Linked DNA regions of Homo sapiens: region 2 is linked to region 1. Evidence: chromatin loops called from intact Hi-C (ENCODE). Cell type or tissue: GM12878. All regions are shown on one strand.

Region 1 (2,500 bases):
CCGAAGATGAGGGGTGGAGGGATGAAGCCTGTTACCGGGAAAAGAATGTTAAGGTTCTGGATCTGGTGGCCAGTGCTCCCCTGTTCCTGTCTCTGCCTAGCTTTTCTTATAGCACTGCTAGGCAAATATGTCTGACTCCGTGGCTCAAAGACATGCTCAGGAGGCAAAGCGCATGAGTTTGTGTCCCAGTTCTGCCTTTTTATTATGGTACAAATCTGAGCAAGTTATTTAAGCCCTCCTGCCTTAGTTTCCTCATCTGCAAAATGGGGATGATGATAATACTACAGTCTTCACCAGATGGCTGTGAAGACTAACTTTACACATAGAAAGCATCAGTCTGGCATGGTGGCTCACACCTGTAATTCCAGCACTTTGGGAGGCTGAAGCAGGTGGATCACCTGAGATCAGGAGTTTGAGACCAGCCTGGCCAACATGGTGAAACCCCGTCTCTACTAAAGAGACAACCTGGAATTTGCACTGTGGTACATGTTGGTGCACATCTGCAGTCCCAGCTACTTGGGAGACTGAGGCAGAAGAATTGCTTGAACCCAGGAGGCAGAGGTAGCAGTGAGCCAAGATCGTGCCACTGCACTTCAGCCTGGGCAACAAAGCAAGACTCCATCTCAAAAAAAAAAAAAAAAAAAAAAAAAGCATCTAGAACAGTGTGTACTGTGTCACTTTACCATGTAAAGTGAATGACAGCTGCTATTATCATCATCATCCTCTGCTGAGAGCCTGAGAAGGCCAAGACGGTCTTCCTTGAAGAGAAACATTCTTAGTTAGTGTCAGTGAAAGCAGCGTAGTCTCATAGAGGAAACTGCACAGCGCCGGCATACTGTGTGTGGTGTTCCATAGAGGAAACTGCAAAGCGCCGGCATACTGTGTGTGGTGTTCCACAGAGGAAACTGCAAAGCGCCGGCATACTGTGTGTGGTGTTCCACAGAGGAAACTGCAAAGCGCCGGCATACTGTGTGTGGTGTTCTACAGAGGAAACTGCAAAGCGCCGGCATACTGTGTGTGGTGTTCTACAGAGGAAACTGCAAAGCGCCGGCATACTGTGTGTGGTGTTCTTCTGTTTGAGGCTTTTAGGGCTGTTGTGCTCTTGAGTGCAGGCACCACAAATTGGACTTGAGTACATCTGTGTGTATACACATATAGTTTAAATGGAAAATATCTGCATATATACTGACAACTTCGCTTCCCCTGGATATTTAATATTCCCAGCTCAGAATGAGTTGGTAACCAGTTTTGAAACCCTCACGGTAGAGCATTTCCGGTACCTACAACCAGTCACCAAAAATGGCAGATGAGATGAAAACCGTTCCCCTTCCTTACTTCCGTTCCCTGTTCCTCTCTGTGTTTCTTTGCCTGCTGTTATCCGAGTTATCAGACCTGGCTGCCCATGACAATCATCATCCAGGGTGTCCCATCCCAGACCACTGAAATCAGAGCATTTGGTGTGCAGCACAGTCCTCAGCACCTTCACATTCCCAGGTGATTCTGAGTGAAGGGGGAGAGTGTCATCTGTACTATGGGAAAGTGACAGATGAGTCACTAATGCAAATTAACTGTTCAAAAAAACTGTCCCCTTGAGGCCAGAATAAAGTGCCAACCATCTTCAGTGACAGACTGCAGGAGGAGGAAGTGATCTCTGGAACTAGGTGTGGCCAACTCTGAGATCCCAGGGCCTCTATACCTCTGTCTGGAGTGTTCCTTGCAGAGCTAGTCCTAGAGCATCTGAATTTCATTTTGTATTAAGGAAGGTCCCTCTGAGATTTTGATGAGATCTAGACCCATAGCCCAGCAAAATGCACCTACCCATAAAATCAAACCTGTATCTCAGGGGGTTCATAGGCCCCTGAAGTCCATCCATGATTGCTGGAATAACAGCATGTGCATTATAAGCACAGCAGCACCTCCATTCTGTGGGGCCTCCAAAGGCAGTTGGGGAGAGAGGGAAGGCTTAATGAAGGAAGCAGCCCTTCCCCCGGTTTTAATGACATGCCTGGAATCGGGTGAGAGCGGGGCTTTGCTACCCTATGAGTGCTAATGAGCTTGGCAGAGCTCCAGGCTCTCGGCCCAGGTGCCTCTGTACTTCTCCTTGGAACTCTTCACCTCCGCTGCTTGATACCCCAAAGAGAAGCCCCGGAGAAGATTTCTGGTTGAAATCTCATTAAACTTCCCAAGCAGCTCGATTTAATAAATAAGCTCCAAGCTCAAAATCCCACACAACCTGTTTCCTTCTTTCCAGCTGCCAGGTTGGGCTGTGGTCCTGCCGAATGGAAGCGCATATTCGTAGCATTCCCTGTGATCCCAAAGGCTGCCCAGGTGTCTCAGCCCTTCCCCACCAACCCTGTGTGTTTTCCCTGCCCCCTAACAAGTGCCTTTTTTCATTTCACTCCAGTTGAAAGAGCCAACTGGAGGAACTGCCATGGCAACCGCATAATAGAAACTAAGCCACACACCACGTTATTTATGTAAAAAATGAAGATCTGGAGCC
Region 2 (2,500 bases), 59 kb after region 1:
ATGCTCAGAAGAGTGCCTGGCGCATGCTTGGGCACCCAGATGATGGTAGCCTGTTATTTATGGTGAGGGGCCTTTGTTTCCATGCATTAATTAATTAATTAATGCCAACTTTGTTGGTGGCCTGTGGTTTGGCACCAGCTCTCTAATACAAAGCTTTGCAGTCAACTCATGTGCTTAAAGGGGCTATGCATATGGTTTGGTGGCACTGTACCACTATTTCTTTTATTGTGCCAGCTAAGTCACAAGAACATAAACTTCAGCTTACCCTTTGGTACAGTTTTTTTCTTTCTCTCTCTTTACACCTGCCTTGTACAGCACAGCTCCCAGGTGAGCTGCTTAGAAATGTCTCTTTGATAATAAACCATGCCCCTGGAACATGGAAGGAGAACTGGGGAGATCTGGGCAATGGTGTATGAGGTAAGACCAACAGGGCTGCAGGCCTGGACCAGATGGATGGACAGCTCTGGGAAGAGTAATGACCGCACACACCAGATGAACACTTCAGCACTCATAAAATGTTCTCCCTGAAGACTCCTCAGCTAGCATTAATGATAAGGCCAGCCATCGTTTATTGAGGGCTTCCTCTGCACCAGGCATTATGCAGAGCACATTCTTAACTGTTCCAGCCAACCTTCCCCATAACTCTACAAGGCAGGACTTTTATTATCTGTTTTCTATAGATGGAGTAACTGAGGCTTAGAAAGGTTAGGTTCGTTGCCCAGGTTCATGGGGCTGAAGAACGGAACACAGGTATACACATGCCAAGGTCCACGCTCTCACCTTTCTGTTCCACTGCCCCTCTTCAATGTCTGTTTTTGGGCTCTCTGTAGGGCCCGAGGTGAATGATCAATTCCTGCTCTTTGTGCCATGAGCCTAAGGCCACCAGCTCTTCCAGTAGGTAGCAAGTGGCCTTTGGAACACTGGTAGTCACTGTCCTGGAGATGCTGACATACACCCAGCGCAACAATAGCACTACAATGGACCAGATGTTTCTGCATAGCTACATGCTGGAGAGGGGACAGTGTAAGCCTGGAGTACTTGGGGGCCGAATCCCAGCTCTGCCACTTACTAGCATGTGACACTGGGCAGATTACTTACCCTCCTTGAGTCTTAGCTGCATCATTTGCAAAATAAAGACAGCTTCAACCTAGAGTGGTTGCAAGGATGACAGGCAATGAGCAAGAATCACCTGATGCACAGTAGGCTCTTTGTATAGAGAGAGATCTTGTTATTCTCACTTTTATGTACATATATGTATATAAATGAGAATCTCAAAATAGGGATCTTTTTAAAAAAGGGTACAGCATGGGAAAACACAAGGTGATCTTGAAAGCATCTTTATGCAAATGAGGGAAGACACAAGGAAGTGAAATTGCCTCTGGTAGCTGAACAGGAATATTTTCACTAGTCACTTACTGTGTTTCTTCACCTGCTGCCAAGCAATGAATGAAAACAAAAGACAGCAAAAGGGAGCTGAAGTATTTCCCTCCATTGTCTCCAGGCTCCATAAAGGGGGAATTGAAAAGCTGGCAGATGTGAGCGGGTAAAGAGAGAGAAATCCTAGCAGTTGTTTGGGGGAACAAAATTAGAAAAGTCATATTTTAGTTAGGAAGTTAGTGACTCTGTTGTTCTAAGTGTGAGAAAACAACCCAGGGAGAGGGATGGCGATGGGGGAGGTGGTGGTTTGTGTGAACGTGTCAACTTGCTTCCTGTAGGTATGTGTATGTCTGGGGAAAGCTGACGCTGGCTCACAGTTTGAAAGATGGGGAAGGGCACGTCACCTGTGTCAGAACCAAAGCCCGCCTGCCACCCGGGCAAGTACAGGAGACGGGGCCTGCGTGAAGGTGGTGGACAGCAGGATTCTGTAGATCCAAGACACTCATCACTGACTATTTTGGGAAGTATTGATTTTTTTCTCCATTTCAATTATCCGGAGCACTGTGGCAGAGAGAAATAACATGCTGAGAGAAACTGCTCAGCTGTGGAGTGTGCTGCCCTGAGGGCGGGGGAGGCTTTGGTGAGTTTGATCTGGGGAAGACGGCTACTGGTTGGACCCGTCTGAGAAATGTCTTGCCTCTGTCCATCTCTATAACAAATACTAATTTTTTTTTTTCTTTTGAGGTGGATCTCGCTCTGTCGGCCAGGCTGGAGTGCAGTGGTGTGATCTTGGCTTACTGCAACCTCCACCTCCTGGGTTCAAGCGATTCTCCTGCCTTAGCCTCTCAAGTAGCTGAGATTACAGGTGCCCACCACCATGCCCGGCTAATTTTTGTACTTTTGGTAGAGATGGGGTTTCACCATGTTGGCCAGGCTGGTCTTGAACTCCTGACCTCAGGTGATCCACCCGCGTTGGCCTCCCAAAGTGCTGAGATTACAGGTGTGAACCACTGTGCCCAGCTAACAAATATAATTTTTATGAGGTATTTTGGCTAGTTTTGGTGAAAAATCTCCCTCCACCTGTTGGTAATTGTCCGTCAATGCTCTACAGACACTGTTTCAG

Evidence for each region. A loop is a pair of places that touch in the nucleus more often than their neighbours do. Peaks named below come from ENCODE experiments on the same cell type or tissue, not always from the same donor. Only the 100,000 strongest peaks of a DNase experiment are listed, where the experiment ranks them.
Region 2: a loop joins it to region 1, with 6 times the contacts of the local background. A loop is called at or near these places in 6 of 110 quality-filtered maps.

Annotation. Positions count from the first base shown.
Region 1 is chr15:92,160,284-92,162,783 of GRCh38, reverse strand. SLCO3A1 (solute carrier organic anion transporter family member 3A1) reads right to left here. Exons shown (of 10, transcript NM_013272.4): 10 at 1-28. Among named protein-coding and RNA genes, the nearest start is that of ST8SIA2, 230 kb to the left of the region's middle. In GM12878, no CTCF peak of the experiment used is centred here; a DNase peak (open chromatin) is centred at 1,553; H3K27ac peaks cover 1,244 bases.
Region 2 is chr15:92,101,126-92,103,625 of GRCh38, reverse strand. The region is part of intron 3 of SLCO3A1 (solute carrier organic anion transporter family member 3A1); the gene reads right to left. Among named protein-coding and RNA genes, the nearest start is that of SLCO3A1, 250 kb to the right of the region's middle. In GM12878, no CTCF peak of the experiment used is centred here; DNase peaks (open chromatin) are centred at 1,395 and 1,665; H3K4me3 peaks cover 428 bases.